Regions from separate parts of the Mus musculus genome. Here region 1 is linked to region 2. A link is a loop called in an ENCODE intact Hi-C map of the cell type or tissue named here. Cell type or tissue: gastrocnemius. All regions are shown on one strand. Each heading gives the region's core, and the rest is flanking DNA. Links, peaks and the distances in the headings are about the cores only. Region 1 holds the start of Gm39092 (a long non-coding RNA gene). Region 2 holds the start of Rgs10 (regulator of G-protein signalling 10).

Region 1 (8,328 bases), core at 282-8,281, 51 kb after region 2:
CCATCAAGAGGCAGGACAAGGAGGGTTGGGGAAGGAGCCTTTGTCGTCATTCCTTGGGTAGGACAAGCAAGGCCAGGATGTTTGGGATTGGCCAATCTGCATATTTTCACTAGGATCCTGGATATGATTGTCCCCAGTTATCTTGTACCTGGCCATGAGGCGATGAGGGTGGGTGGCCAGTAGCCCAGCATGAGAGAGCACGACACAGGTGGTTTAGTGTAGTTGGTAGGCACCAACATGGTTGGTTTGTGTATGAAGGATGCAGTCCAGTAGCTTATGGCCTAGAAACTGGCCAGCTCTGGGAGGAGCAGCCTCAGGTCATCAAGGTCGCAGATATCACAGCAGCAGAATCAAAAGACATGCTTAGTACAACGGTCTCCAGAGACCTCTGCACTCAGCCTGCAGGCCATGGGTCCATCTTGCTGTCTTTGCCTGGGCATCTGTTTAAACTCTTGCTACGCTGATGCCGCAGGCAGGGAACGGCATCATCTCTTGTGGCTCTCAGGCTCTCTCTATTCCCTGCTGCGTTGTCTCAGGCCACTCACAAGTGCCTGTCACCTGCTTGTTCCCAGTGTACACCCCCATTTCCATTTCCCACCTGTAGAGAGCACCATCGGGGAACATTTTCCTCTTCCTTTATGGTCACTCAGCCTGGCTTTCTGAGAGCAAGCCATGGTGATTCCCTCCCTGAGGCTTCTATACTGTCTTCTCTTTAGTGTTAAAATTGTGTGTGTGCGTGTGTGTGTGTGCGCGTGTGAGAGAGAGAGAGAGAGAGAGAGAGAGAGAGAGAGAGAGAGCACATGATAGCACATATATGTAGATCAGAGGACAGCTTGCAAACGGTGGTTCCTGCCTCTCACCATATGAGACCCAGGAATTGAGCTCAGGTGTTGTCAGGCTTGCAGGAAGCGCCCTTACCTGTGGAGCGATCTCCCGCTCCTGCTGTGGCTTTCCCACTGTAGACTCCTTTCTATTGGTGACCCGAACCACTGGAGCTTCCTTCTCTTAGCCTCCTCCCCAAAGAGATTTGGGGTGAGAACACCAAGTGGAATGGCAAATCCTTACAAATACATGCTTGTAAGGGGCAGAACCTGGGGGTGAAGCCACGCCTGTCTTCTGACCCAGCTTCCTTTCGGCCTATCCCCTCATGGAACAGAACCTTTGCAAGGCTGGGCTGGGGTGAATGCTGGCTTTTGGCAAGAATGCTCATTTCTCCCCCAACAGGAATTTAATGAACACCTACTACATACATCCTGGGCCAAATAATGGGTACAACGAGAATGCCATGGGAGAAAATAGTGGAAACAGCTGGTCAGGTGGTGATGCAACTGGCCCCAAAGATGATGGGGCATGACTGGCCAATTGTACTCCACCCTGAGACCCATAGGCTCGGTTGTACTGGGGGTGTGAAGGGGAGATGCAGAGCTTCGGATGGATAATGGTGGGTGAGCTCTGTTCTCGGGGTGAGCCTCTCATTTCAGCCTCAGATGAGGAAGAGCAAAGGGTCCCCCCAGAGCTGTGCCGACAGGGACAGGGACATGCATCCTGTCACGTGTCACAGAGTTTGAAGCTGATTAACTGATAGCCAGCTCCCAGGCTCCACTCTGCCATGCGGGGAACACTTTGTTTATCCGCTTTGCAAACTGTTAGGCGAGCACAGAGCACAGTCCGGATTCACATCCGCTACTATTTACTTTCATTTGGCCTGCGGATGGTCACTTAAGTGCTGCATGGTCTCAGACCATTAGCTTTCAGGGGGTTCATTTTTAATTGTCTCTCTGTCCGAGGCGGTCAGCACTGCAAAGAGGCCAATGGCTAGCGAGGGCACAGAGAAAGAAACTCGGATGCTGAGGTGGGCCCTAACCCTTGAGGAGATACTGTGGCCTCTCCTAGGAAGCCCACCAAAGTCACGTGGAAAGCTCTGGGTCCCTCTTGTGGGAGCCTCTGGATGAGGGCTGTGTAGGTGGTAACTGGGCTGGACACTGGACTGGAGGGGTGGTGTCCCAAGGCTGCGGCCACCGAGAAAGGCAGCCGTTTTCAGATTCTCACAAAGCCAAAGGATGGAGGCAGCTGGGTAACCAAGACTTCCTGCCTGCCTCACCTCAACATGTGGCATGTTGTGGAGTCATCCCCAGTGTTTGGTTTTGTTTTCTTTCTTGGTACACGCTTGTGTGTTCACGTCTGTATGCATATGTGGAGGCATGCATTACCACGCAGAGGTCAGGGTGCAGTGTGGCCTCAGTTGCTCCCTATCTTGTCATTTTTTGTTCCTGCTTTCTCAGGTCTAGGGTTACAGGCATAGTCACTATGTCTGGCATTGATGGGGTGCTGGGGATCCGAACTTGGGTCTTCATGCTTGGACAGCCCAAGCCTTCTAGACTCCTCTTCCAGATCCACTGTGCTATACCATGCTTCCGTCTCCATTGGCACAGTGTCCTGATCAAGCAGCCTTGTTCCAGATCAGTGGCTGCTCTAGCTTCCCCGAACCCCCATTTGGCCCAGCATCTGTTAGAAGCACAACAAATGGTCAGATGTGCTCACCCTGTTTGAGTCTCTTTCACGTTCTTCTTCTTCCTCCTCTTCCCCCTTCCCCTCCCCCTCCCCCCTCCTCCTTCTCCTCCTCCTCAGAGTGAAAATTTAGGGCACAACTGTGGCCTTAGGGCTGCAAGATCAGAGAGTTCACTTGTACTTTGCCTCCTGCAATCCCCAGGGCTCATCCTTCCAAGCCTCCTGGACCTTGTGTCAGATCTGCAAGCAGGCACTACATGCTACTTTTGGCTACCTTTGCATGATGCCCTCCTTTGCTTGAGGGTAGCCACCTCTTGACCTTGGACCATTTCTTCCCACGCATCAAGCCTCAGGCTAACTGCAAGCCCCTGGGAGACCCTTGGATCACCCCCTTTGGGCTTCTCCAGGCTTTCTTTTACTTTGTCCAGTTCTGTCTCCCCAGGGGCAGGGGCCAGGTCTGTTTCCTAGTGAACGCAGTGGTCAGCTCACTGTTGGTGACACTGTGTGACATTGTGTGACACCGGTCATAGAGAACATTCCCTGGGTTGAGTGTATGAATGCAGAAACAGCTTGGATCTGAAAAGTTCAATTGATCTCGTTTATAGCCCATGCCATTGGCATAACAGTGCAGACCAGAGGATCAGAGGGTCACACCTCCACCCTCTCCTCTCACATCACAGTCGACACCACACCACAGCAGCTGTGATTCTCCTGGGCTCTGTGGGGAACTGATCTTCGGGGTTGCAGAAACCTTCACAATTGCTGAAACCTTCACAGGTCCTTAGAGCTGTACCCAGGGGCACCAGAACCAGAATTAGGTCTTCAAGACCTGGCAATTCAAGACCTTTCCTTGCACCAAACTGGGCCAGCCTCCAGCTCCAGCAAAGCTCCGGGCTATTTATTTCTATTTAGAAAACATGTCTCTGGAAGCTGCAGAGATGGCTCAGGCTCACTTGCCCTGCAAGCATGAGAACCTGAGTCCAGTCCCCAGAACTCACACCAAAAAGCCAGGTGGCAGTGCACACTTGTCATAGAATGCCAGGGAGATGGGGAAGTGAATTTCTGGGGCTCACCGGCCAGCTAGTCCTAGCCTACCTGGTGAATTCTAAGCCAGCGAAAGACCCCATGGGAAAAAATATGGTGGATGGCACCTGAAGAAACGATGTCCAAAGATGACCTCTGGCCTCCACACACATGTTCACACATGTATACACATGAAAAAGAAAATGTGTCCTGGTTCTCTGGCTTCCACACGTGTACACACACACACACACACACACACACACACACACACACACACGAAAATGGAAATGTGTCCTGTTTCACAAGAGAGAGGCTGCAGGACAGTCAGTCTTGGTCCTATCTTCCTTTTGGTCTGCGAGGCACGTAGAGGGAGCCCGGTCGCTGCCCAGGGGCAGAGCCCCTGCCACTTCCAAAAGTCTAGTTTCGTGTTTACAAACAGTGGGTTTTTTTTTCCCCTTAGTGATATATAGTGAATGCCTTCCCATGCCAATAAACATAATTACACACTATTCCCCCAAAGTCTTGTTTGGAGATTAGATAGAAGATAAATGTTTCCCTTGTGCTAATTCTAGCTCAGTTTGTATTACTGTTTTGCAACGTAGGCAAACTGTTTTCTTCTTATTTAAGCATCGAAACCCTGTTTTTTAAACTGTTATGGCATACAAATCGCCTCGGAGTAACAGATGTCTGCTGGATAGAGTTGTTTCCCAGGAAAATAACCGGCTGCTCTATGGTCTCCAGAGGAAGGGTGGCCGTGCAAAATGCGTGTCATGTGGTCCATTTGTCACCCCCTCCCCCTCCAAAGACCGAGGGGACAATGATGTGCCGCGGCCATCTTCTAGCTGTCTGCATTTACAGATGGAGACAGAAGACAGAGGCAAGAATCTGGCATTGCCTGTCCCTCCCTCCTGGAGAACAGGCATTTCTTCAATTTCCTAGGTGAGCAGGGTCATGACAACGAGACATCAAACTGTGTGTATACTTTTACTACGTTGGCAAATTTCCCCAGAATCTTAGTAGGTAATAATCTATCGAATTTTATTATCAGCATCACCCTGTCATCATCATGATCATCACCAGCATCATTATCACCACCAACCTCCTCCTACTCCACCACCACCACCACCTCATCATCATCACCACCAGCATTATTGCCGATGTCATGATCCCTTTAATACGGAGAATTCTGGTGATGTGAGGATTCTGGTTCATCCACGCTGTGATGTTCCACTGCCTAAAGCCTGACCCCGAGCTCTATCACTTTCTAGCTAGCCGTGTGGCCTCAGGTGAGTCACATATCCTTATAAGCCTGTTTCTTCTCTTGTTAGGTGGTTCTACCATGGGAGCCTATGCTTTAGTCTGTTTAGGCTCCTATAACAAAACACCCGAGGCTGGTTGTTAGACAACACAAACTGCCATCTAGAGGCTGGAAGTCAAGATCAGGGTGCTGCAGGTAAGCTAGCAGCTGCTCATAAGGACGCCTCCTTTCTGTGCTCCCGTATGCTGACGGAGCAAGCACACTCCCGCACACCCCTTTTGTAAGGGCACTGATTCCGTTAAATCAGAACCCCCAAGACTTAAGTTCCAAAGGCTACCCCTCTGGATCAGATCACGTTGGAGCTCCAACACATGACTTTTGGGGGAACACAAGGTTTCAGGTTCCAGCACTGCATAAGACTCATAAGAGAGTGCATGTCATGTACAAAGCATGGTGCCTGGTACATGGAGGGTTAATAAATACTAGTGCCCTGGGGAGCGAGCGGTGCAGCTACAGAGGCTATCTGGTCTGTCCGAGGTCACAAAGGAAGAACAGAGTTTCCTTGTCTGAGTTCTAGACTGAGTCTCTTTTCACGGTCACCTGCCCAGCCCTAACACAAGCTCTGCCTGGTGTTGTTTGAGTGGCCACAGGAAGCAAGCCAAGGCCAGAGCTGGGTCTAGATATCATTCAAATGATTAGGATCCCAATCTTCAGAGCAGGATCTGCTGAGGCCCAGAGGATGGCCAGCCAAGGAGAGAGTAGGGACGAAAGAGGGAGAACACACACACACACACACACACACACACACACACACACACACACACACAGGCACACGAGAAGATTGCAGAATATCCCTGCAATTTGCAGCTCTACCTCACAGGGTGATAGTGAGCCACGGAGGGAGAGAGCCACTTAGCTCCTGGCAAAGAAAGTTTTTGCTGAGAGAAGACCTTCCCAGACCCTGGTCACCATTCTGGGTGGATTCTTTTATATCAGAGGATGCCCCAAGAGGCCCTTGTCCCAGGTCTGGTTGTGAAGGCTCTTGTACTAATTAATCTTCAAAGACCTGCCAGGTTCGTGCCAAATGACCAGGGCCACTGACCTGGCAACCAAATATGGGCTACAGAGGCTAAGCCTCAGTCTATAAGATGACCATCTGTAACTCTCCTGGTCCTCAGGCCCAGGGCTACCTGAGCAGGAAGAAGAGGCTCAAGGCACTTCCTAGTGTGCACAGATTTCATCTCCTGCTTTGGGGTCTGCCACTCTGAAAGCCAACACATATTCCTAAGAGGCCATCAGCGGATGCTCATTTCCTTAATGCTGATTTGTTTTGTTTCCTTTCGTTTTAATGCATGGAAGCAATGTTTTGTGGGATTTTCTTGTTGCTTTTTGGCCCTGGGTCTTACAGATGTAGCCCAGGCTGGCCTTGAACTCATGACAATTCTCCGGCTTTAGTCTCCCAGCTGCTCACAAGTGAGATCACAAGCGTGTATCCCATACTCAGCAGCAGCGTTGTCTCAATGCAAGTCGAACTGAACCTAAAAAAACAGAAAGATTTTTTTAAAAAATTTATTTCACAATAAACAGCCTAAGCCTAAGTACATTAACAAAGATCAAGAAATGACTAGCTGGGTACACAGAAGCTTAAAGGTTTAAAATGGTTGAGATATTAAACTTTCCTCTTACTCATTACTCGACCCGTAAAATAAACACTTAAATTCTTATCTTGAGCCAAAGATATGACTCAGCAAGTAAGGGTGCTTGCCGCCATGCTGACGACCCGAGTCGGACCCCCAGGTCTCACACGGTGGAAGGAGAGAAGCTACACTCTGACCCCCACACGGGTGTCATGGCACTGTGACCTGGCCACACCCAGACATACAGGTGCACACACAATAAATGAAGTAATAAAATTTAAATCTTCACTTTGCTTTGGGCGTTTATTCTAAACTGTAGTCATTATTTCTTAAACGTCAGAGACAAGGGGCTAAAATTTAATTCTTTCTACTCATGCTGGCTGGAGTAATTTTCTCGAACAGATGAATTATCTAAAAAACGTTTCAGAACTCACAACCAGATTGATACCGCCAGCTAATTTCCTGTTTCATATCCTCTTTTTTTATTATTACAGCATTTTAATTATACAGACTAATGGATTTTAATTATACCGACTAATAGATTTCACTGTGACAATTTCATACATAAATGTAACATACTTTTTGGGTTGCGTTTCTTTTTAATCACAGCAACATGATGAAAAGAAAATCCAACTTTTCAAAGATCTGACTCCGTCTAAAGGAATGTAGGGCTAATGCCAGTGACGGGATGGACTTGCCAGGAGAGCAAGGGCAAGAAGAAGCAGGCGCTGAGCAAGCTGCCTCCTTCCCTGCCCTTTATCCAGGCTGCCAGCAGAAGGTGTGGCCAGGTTAAAGGCGGATCCTCCCATCTCAAAAGAGCTGGGTTAGAGGTCGATTTTTCCACCCCAAAATCCAGATCAAAAGCGGGCCTTCCCACTTCAAATGATTTAATTAAGAAAAAATATATACATACCTCACGGGCGTACCAGCTGCTTGGGTTTTAGTTAATTCCAGATGCAGTCAAGTTGACAATCAAGACGAGTCCTCAAAGATCCACTGTCTCTGTCTTGGTCAGGAGGCCAGTGCCCAGGTCCTGGTCCCTTCCTGTAAACATACCGAAACACTTGTGGGAAACACTGGTGGGCCTCTTCTTGTGGGAAAAGAAGAAGCCATTAGAATGCCAAGGCAAACATCTGAGATCTCTCTCTCTCTCTCTGTCCCCTACCCTGTGCATGTGTGCTAGTGTATGTGTGTAGATGTGTCTGCATGTGGGGAGTGGGCAGGTCAGCGTGTTTTGGGTACCTTCTGCCTTGCTTTCTGAATCAGGGTCTCTGCAATCTCCTGTTCCCCGGGCTGGGATTACACATATGTGCCACTGTGACCAATTTGTATGTGGGTTCTGGGGATCAAACACGGGTCTTCACAGTTGCATAGAAAGCATTTTACCAGCCCCCAAACCATAACCTTTAAAGTCATTGCACTTTGCCTGTCCCCGTTCTGTGCTGGGACAATCCCTCTAGGTTCTCCTCTGACAGAATTAACTCTAGGGAAGAAAAGACCTGGGACAAAGCCCGCTCCTCATCAGCCAGCAGAGATCACGGAAGCTGAGCTGCTCTTTGCTAACTTGCTCTCTGGAATGTGTTCTGGCTGAGATGTCATGGGACAGCCACAAAGCCCCAGATGAGCTGCCAGCGTTGAACAAGCCCAGGCCTGTCCTTGGGTTCATCCTGCAGACCAGTAGAGGACAGTGATAGTATCCATCTTGCTCAGACATAGTTCAGTGGTAGCATGCTCTCCTCCCACACAGGAGGCTATAGGTTCAGTCCCTGGCATGGAGAGTTTGGGGAGGGGTATCTAATCAGAGCTGACTTAAGTTGGGATGGATCTAACGATGTCATTGCAGTTTTCCAGGGATATGGATAAAATTGTCACTATGTGACCATCCTCTCCCACTTCCATACT
Region 2 (8,328 bases), core at 211-8,210:
GTGGGTTGACTTGGAGCCTAGAGTTGATCCATTTGTATATTCAGCCCTACCTCAAAGGGTTTCACATACATACTCCCATGTAAATACATATGTATTATATACAATTGTGTATGTATGTCACAAAATGAAGACAATTATTAACAGTTTAACGTTTTTGGTTTTTTTTGTTTTTTTTTTTTTTTTTGACTGAGTTTCATGTAGCACAGACTAGCTTTAAATTCACTATGTAGTCAAGGGTGATCTTAATTCTCTGACCCTCCTGACTCCTCCTCCCGAGTGCTGGCGTTACAGATATGTACAGTCACTATTCATCACATACCCCTGTTCTACTTAGTGCTGGAGATCAAACCCACAGCTTGGTGCTTGCTTAGCAACTGAACTATACAGCACTAGCCAGACTTAACAGAATTTTACAACACTTATTTATTTATTTAGATATTTTTACCTTACTTTATGTGTGTGAATGTTTTCCTTGCACACATGCATGCATGTATGCCACATGCATGCTTGTTAGATTCTCTGCAACTGGAGTTACAGGTGGTTGTGAGTCACGATGTGGCTCCTGAGCATTGACTCCAGGGCCTCTGCAAGTGCAACAAGTGTTCTAATCACGGACACACCTCTCTAGTCCCCACACTGTATAAGTGTTTTAAGAGTATACATATTGGGCTGGGTGTAGTGGCATATTGCCTTTAATCCCAGCACTAGGAAGGCAGAGGCAGGTGGAGCTCTGTAAACTTCAAGGCTAGCCTGGTCTATGTAGAGAGTTCTAAGACTGCCAGGCAGAGCTGCATTAGAGAGACCCCATTTCAACAAACAAAACACGAGTGCATGTGTCATGGTGTGAATGTGGGAGTCAGAGGACAGTTTTCAGGAGTCGGATCTCTCTTTCCACCACGTGGGTTCTGGTACCTACTGAGCCATCTCGCCCATCCTCAGAGTTTTAAATTCCTGGGTAGAACAAGGCAACTGACCAGTAAAGCTTACTCTCTGAAATTCCAACCTATTGGAAGAACTCCAAGGCCACTGCTTCTTGTCTGCTGTGATAGGTGGTCCTTGATCTAAATGTACAGCCAGCAGTGGGAGGAATGGGGCCTAACCTGTTTACCTTTTGGGCCAATCAGCTGCCATCATTGCTTTTGAGGGTGTAAATGAGAAGCTGCAGAGGGAGAGAGACTTGGGGATCCCTCGGAGGATGTGTGTTTCGCTTGGGACAGAGATTGTGCCTAGAACATACCTGTGTGAAAAGGTGATCCTGCTCTGACAGCTTGAGGGGGGGGCTCTTCCCCTCCTACTTGTTTTATTTTGTTCTGAGACAGGATCTCACGGTGTAGCCCTGGCTATTCTGGAACTCTCTATGTAGATCAGTCTGGCCTCAAACTCACAGAGATCCAGCAGCCTCTGCCTCCACCTCAATCCCCAGGATCAGAGCTGTATCTCAGCATAGGCCTTTTACTTTATTCTGGGTCTGATGCACACGACACGTGAATGTTGGCTTTTGGATCTTTGGACATTATGTATGTGAGTGTTTTGTCTGCCAGGTATGAATGTGTAGCGTACGTGCGTCTGGAGCTTGCAGACGTCAGAGGAGGACATCAGATCCCCTGGGACTGGAGTTACAGATGACTGTGAGAGGACATGGGTGCTGGGAATTGAACCCCAGTGCTCTGCAAGAGCAAGCGCTCTGAATCACTGAGCCATCTCTCCAGCTCCCAGTACCGATTTTGTGAGTCAAACAAAAAAGAAAATTAAATTGTTTACTCACTCTTAGCCCCGGTCTTTTGACAAGCTCACAGGACGGAGAAGGGGACCTAAAGCTGCTAACCTTCCCCATTATTTCCCATTGTCTAAGAAGCTTGGAGCTGTTCTCTCAGTACGGCCTCCCTCGGAGCATGTCTTAGACCACACCAGGCTTGCTGCCGGCACGGTGGGAAGAACCTGGCTGCTAGTGCTGCTGGCTTTGGCTGCCTGTGTCTAACTTCTACTCCATTGTGCTAGAGTCTCCTCCTTTCCTGTGTTAGCTTCGGTGTATTTGTGATCAGCCTCTGGGGACGCTTTCAATGGAGGTGGGCAGGGAAAATTTTGTTACTGTTCTCAGAATGCAGTGATCCCACTGGGATGGTTTGGTTTTGCCTTCTCTCTCTCCTTCCTTCCTTCCTTCATTCCCTTCCCTTCCTCTTTCCCTCTCTCTCTCCCTCCCTCCCTCCCTCCCTCCCTCCCTCCCTCCCTCCCTTCTGACTCCTTCCTTCTGACTCTCTATGTAGCTGCCTTAGACATTGCTATGTATATCAGGGTGTCCTCTAACTCAAAGAATCTTCCTGCTTCTGCCTCCGGAGTGCTGGGGTTGCTGGGATTAAAGGAGAGCACCATTATGTCTGTGTCTGTGTCGGTTTAGGCTCAGCTTTTACAGAGCCTATGACCCAAGAGCTATTTCAATGGCCAGGAAGCTTGGGGGGGGGGCGGGCGGCAATAGCAGCTGGAGACATTCAGAAACCCCGGCTTGGAAGCCACACTGATGGTGCTCACCTGCAAGCCGCAGCTGAAGACCTCTGCAGCCTTCAGGGGACGGAACATCCTCTTTGGATAGCACAAATGGCCGTGTTTGGAAATGATGGAGTGGGGAAGGGTAGGCAGAGAGATGGTGAATAACCACAGAGGGCCAGGGCTGAGGTGGCGTTGGGACTGCAGGGTGGACAAAAAGGGAGGAAAATAGAGCAAAATGGGAAGCTCAGAATAGAAGATATAAAGGAAAGTGCCAACTAGTGAAAATCCTGCGAAAGAACGCGCGCGGGGGGTTGGGGGGGCGACTGGGGAATGGTTTAGAAAAATAGCAATTAGCACAGCTAAAAATAAAGACCAATTTCGAGACAAAGCCAGACCCACAAGGAGAAAAATAAAACTCGCCAGAAAGACAATTCCTTGCAAACCGAATGCTCAAGAAAATGGGGCTAACGACACCCCCCTCTTGGGCTGTTTGGTAAAAAGAAATGGGAAACTAGATGAGCGTGGAGCGCGGCGCTGAGCAGGTGACTGGCACCAGGAGGAGCGTTGAGCCCGGCGCTGGGATCTACAGGATTCCGGTAGTTGAGCGCAAAGGTTCTCCTGAGACTGCACCCAAGTGTCGTCCAAGTTAAAAAATGTGCTGGCGCGCTCAGATCCACTCTGAAACCGCAGAGGCTCCAGACAGCGTTCTCCGAGGTTTGTCCCGGGGCTTGGAAGCCCCGGCACAGGCGTGGCGTGGGCCAGAGTGGGCGCCCACTCGCGGCGGCTTGGCTCGGGACTCTGGTGACGCCTCCCGGGCATTCGCGGCGTGAGCAGGCCGCGCGCCCACGGAATCGGGTAGACCCGGGGGCGATCTGGGAGGTGACTCGGGCCTGGCAGGGACACCGAACGCTGTATGTCTCCAGGCCGCGAGGGGAGGGACCGGGATGTGCGCGGGAGCTGAGGGTCACCCGGGGCCACCGCGCCCTGCCCTGCGCGGGTAACTGAGGGCTGGACCCAGTGCCCACGGGCGCGGGTGGGCAGGGAGAGGGGAGCGCGGCGGGGAGGAGGCGGCGGGCGGAGCCTGGAGGGGCGGCGTCGCGCGGGCTCCTCCTCCTCCTTGCCCTCTTCGGGCTTAGCCGCCGCGCTGCCCGGCTGCTCCGTCCTCTGGACGCCCGCGGCGATGTTCACCCGCGCCGTGAGCCGACTGAGCAGGAAGCGGCCGCCGTCTGGTAAGCGGTTGCGGGCGCTTGGGCGCGGGAAGGACGGGGTCGCCGGGTCCCCTGGCGCGGCTCGCTGTGCCGCCCGGACAGCAGCCGCGCTCCTCCCCGCTCGCTCTGTCCCAGCCGCGGCGGGAGCGCAGAGCCGGGGAGCCGCCCGGGGAGGAAGTTGGGCTTGAAGCGGGAGTCAGAGCAGCTTTCTTTCTAGAGAAGGTCTGGGAACCACGGGAGACACATTAACAGCCCCTCACTCCGAGGCAGCGTGGGAAGCCAGGCTTCCCTCCTGCGTGCAGCCTCTTTCTCGGGCGGAATGGGAAGGATGCTCCGCCGGACCTCTGCATCCCCGGAGTGGCCGGCCCCGCGGCGCCAAAAAAAGTGGAGTCCCAAGGTGGCTGCACACCAGGGCGGGGGAGGAACTTGTGTGACACGGCGGGGGAGTCACTTTGTTTTTCCCCCTGAACCTGCCTGACCCACAGTTTGGGGCAACTTGGCAAGACAAAGAACCCACGGTGCAGAAATGGTGATTTGAATCGTGCCATCCTTTTTGTTCTTAATAACACCTAACACTCTTTGATGGCTTAGGTTGTGGCCAGGAGCTGTGTTGACACCTTGTGTGCTTTCTCTTGTCTTCACCATTAGAGCAGCCGCGTCGGAGGGGTGGGGCTCTAAAGCCAGGGTGTTGGGTAACCTGCTCTACTCTTAGCTGATGGATTTTTTTAAACGTAGGTTTATTTGCTTGACTCTGGGTTCGGGGTTCAAAGGCTTGCTTTTCTGTCGCCCAGAGATTCACTACGCTTTAGCCGGTTTCCTCTTTTCACGTAAATATCAAACGTGGTTAAGCGGCTGCAATCAGACATAGACCCAATCCCTTGGCCACCACTCGACAGCTGTGCAACTTCTTTGTGACTGGGGATGTGCAAAGGGTAGCTTTAAGTGCTTAATTGGAGACTCCCCCCCCCCCATCAGCCACATGCAAATCATTTCATTAATTATTTAAGACAACCCCACTAAAGTCAGATTCCATAGAGTTATTGTAAAGAGTTTGCACTGTTGTCTTAATATGCGTTGAAATGCTCCATTAGTGTTCCCGAGTGGTCACATTCCCTTGTGATGCTGATGGCTGACACTGAGTGGTGGTCAGATTCTAGGCACCGGAGTTAAACTCCAACCTTGACTCTGCCACTCCGCCACACTGAATAATGAATGTCCTTGGACCTTTCTGTGCCGCAGAGCTGTGCTGGTGCTGGCTCAGTGTAGCTTGCAAGAACCAATTGCTAAATGTTCAGGGCATCTGGGAACTGGTTGCTACGTCATAGGTGGACTGAAATGAACTGTGGTGGGACATATCAACATATGTCAGACATCAAGGCTGGAACAGTGGATTTCAGGAAGCTGTGGACTTAACTACATACTTAAATTTTATTTTAGATCATATTTATCATGTGTATGTGTGTGCTCGTGTGCGTCTCTGTGTGTGTGTGTGTGTGCATATGTGTGTTTGCATGCTACAGCTTGTATGTGGAGGTTAGAGGATGACTTATGGAAATCAGTTTTCTTCTACCGATAGGTCCCAGTAGTCAAAATCAAGCCGTCAGGTTTGGATGTAAGCATCCTTACCCACTGAACCGTGTTGCTAGCCATTAACTACAGGTTTTAATTCTGATAAGGATATGCTTACATTACTAATAGTAGGATCAGCAGTTAAACCTGAGAAGCCCCAAGTGCAATGCTGGATACATGATAAAGGTGTGGGGCTTACTAGTTTCCTTTTCTTTCTTTTTCCATCATGTAGGGGAGTTCCGTCTAGCCTTGCCTAGGTTGCTTGCTGCTTAAAATTATATTTGGCCAGAATATAATACAAATAGAACCACTGAATTGTGACAGATACCTGGATTTGGGATGCTTTTGCATACGGCCAGATTGCAATCCCAAACTGAAAGGCAGTTTCACAGTCATTGCTAGCATGTATCTGTTCCAGGGCAACAGACTAACCCTGATGAAGCTTGCCCACACCAGTGATACAAAGGCCAGCAGGGAAATAGCAGTGCTTGGTGTTGGATGTCTATATGGCCAGAGCCCAATTTCCTTGAAATCTGTGGGTATAAGTTCTGCTGCCCTGTGAAAGGACACGAGCCCCTGCCAGTTTGGTCACTATCATCACCACCCAACATCAAGAAAAGGAGCCAAGTGAGAAAGGAGGGAGGGTGAGGGCTCCTTACAGAGATGCTGTGCAGCAGGCAAGCCGTCTGCAGGACAGTTAAGGATTTGGGAGAAGGTAATTTTGATGTTTTTTTTTTTTTTTCTTGTGGTGCTAGAGGTGTGCCCAAGGCCTTGTATATGTAGGCAAATGGCCTGCCCCAGAGCAACACCCCGCCTGAACTTCGCTTTTAAAGAGGTTTTCCAGAGTATCCTACTGAAGCCCCACCAAAGCTGGCCGTACCCCTGCGGGAGCCTGGGCTGGGCTTGACTGCAAGCCTCTCTCCCCCAGAGCATTCTATGTGAGGCTGAAAGAGTTAAATCTCATCAAAGATGGCATCTGTAAGTAGAGAGCTGGAAGCCCCACCTGTTTCTAAGGTTCGCAGTTGGAGGCTCTATGTTCTGCCTATCAGGTAGGGGAAGCAGGGGGCCTTGATAAAAGTCAGACCCCAGTTCCATCTTGGGGAACCAAGGGGAGCAGGAAGAGTCACAGCTTCGTTTTTTAGCAAGTACCCCAAGTGATTTTTGTGCTGAAGTGTGAGGAACCCCCAGAGGACCCTGGCTTGTACCCACAACCCACACTGCTAACACCTGAGGAGCGCCTACCTCAGAACCAAAGTAAAAGCCACACCCCTCCAGGCAGACTGCTGGGTGGTCTGTCAGAGAAGTCCGCTTTACATTATCCTATTAAACCTTGGCAAAGCTTTCAGAGTTACTGCTGGGCTTATGTTTTTAGTCTGTACAGAAATTTAACGAATTTGTTCTTAACAGTTTTACAGTGGAGCGTCTTGGCAGTTAGGGAAACTTTCCTCTGTAGAGACTCATGGGGTGGACCTGGGGCTTGGAAGAGAGCAAGGCTAGCCTCCAAATGTGGAGAGGCCAGGAGGAGATGGCCTTTTTGTCCAGATGACGTCAGCTCGATCTGCTTGGGTTCCACTATGAGCAGCCTGTGGATGACATGGGTGGACAGGAGGTGCGATGTGGCTTCAATGGCTGTCACTTGTCCATATTTTGTCTTTCATTTTCTTAGATGCCCAGGCAGGGTCTGAGCTGGCCATTGCCTAGAGCCTTGCTTGCCTGCCCCTTGCTTGCCTGCCCCTTGCTTTCCTGGGAAACCCTCCTAATGCTGGCTTCTGAGGACTCGTTTAGACGGTACTAAATTTATTGTGGTCGCTTCTGCTTCCCCCAGATAGCTAGCTGTCCACTGCAGCAGCCCGGCGGGTGGCAGTGAGAGAAGAGGGGCCTCAGGCAGGCAATAGCAGCAGCCCCTTGATAAGAGCTGTCAGGAGGCGTCTACTACGTGAAACAGTCTGTGCAGACATTCAGGGACAATTTTTTTCTTTGGACCTGGCTCCCATTTCTTGAGGGCCATGCTGAGTGCTCAGGGTCGCCTTGCTGCCTCTCTGTCTGATCTGTCCTTCTTTTCAACCCAGTTTACTGCCCCTTGCTCTGCCTGCAGAGCTATTGGTTATCCCTGTCTCCTTGAGGGTGTCCTTCTGGGCCTGACTGGTCCTCTGAGCCCAAGAGTGGGTTGTCTCAGAAATTGGGACCCCAGGAACGGGGGACTACTTTAGGGCTACTCATCTCCAAAGAAGCATACAAGATTAACCTGTCTTGGGCCCTCCTCTGGAGCTACCTGGATACACATCTCCTCAGCCACCTTGTTAAATAGTTAATGAATAAATATGCGGGTGACAGCTTCCCCCCTGCCCTTCTCCTCCATCTGGGAATTCCTGGTCTTATTTCCCCCTCAATTCATTGTAAACCTGTGACTAAAAGCTTTCGTTTCTCGAATCTTACAGTCCCCTTTCCTTCCCAGCTTCCTCAGCCAGCCGTCCTGAGATGTCAGTCTCCTCCATTGAGTTGCTCCTTCCTTCCATTCATCCCTTTGTGCCTTTTTTCCTTATTGGGTTGCCGTATATTCTCAGCGATTGTCACCTGTTTTCAGTGGCTCCCTTTTTTCCTTTCAGCACCTCTTGATCAGGTGCTTAGCTTAGCTCATTCCTCAGAAAGTATTGATCATTATAAGCTATATTCCGGACTACCAGATGTGAGGTTGACCCTTCAGGAACACATTCCTTTTGTTCTCAAGGAATGCATCGGATGGAGCATAGAAAGAGAGCAGGTTGGTGAAGGGATGTTTATTCAACATCAGGACCAGGGCTGGATCTCCAGAACTCTGAGGGTGGTAATCCCAGTACTGAGACACGTGGATCCCTGGAACACACTGGCCAGTGAGTCTAGCCTGTTTAACACTCCCAGGCTGGGGAGAGAATCTATCAAAAGACAAGGTGGACAGTGCCTGAGAAAAGACACCATGGACCAGCACAATGTCCACCAGCACACACAGGGAGTAGCTCAATTAAGAGACTGCTTACTTAGCAGGCACAACTCTCTGAATTCAACCCCTAGGACAACATAAAACTGGCCG

What was found. Hi-C counts contacts between places; a loop is a spot of excess contacts. Peaks named below come from ENCODE experiments on the same cell type or tissue, not always from the same donor. Only the 100,000 strongest peaks of a DNase experiment are listed, where the experiment ranks them.
Region 1: it touches region 2 in a loop (2.0-fold over the local background); 7 of 42 quality-filtered maps call a loop at or near these places.

What each region holds. Positions count from the first base shown.
Region 1 is chr7:128,362,827-128,371,154 of GRCm38, reverse strand. It overlaps Gm39092 (a long non-coding RNA gene), which reads left to right and starts at 4,145. Exons shown (of 3, transcript XR_869958.2): 1 at 4,145-4,470; 2 at 4,580-4,817. In gastrocnemius, for the core only: no CTCF peak of the experiment used is centred there; a DNase peak (open chromatin) is centred at 4,319.
Region 2 is chr7:128,413,451-128,421,778 of GRCm38, reverse strand. Rgs10 (regulator of G-protein signalling 10) reads left to right here and starts at 3,607. Exons shown (of 5, transcript NM_026418.2): 1 at 3,607-3,713. The coding sequence starts at 3,665. In gastrocnemius, for the core only: no CTCF peak of the experiment used is centred there; DNase peaks (open chromatin) are centred at 3,569 and 4,045; H3K4me3 peaks cover 2,518 bases; H3K27ac peaks cover 1,159 bases.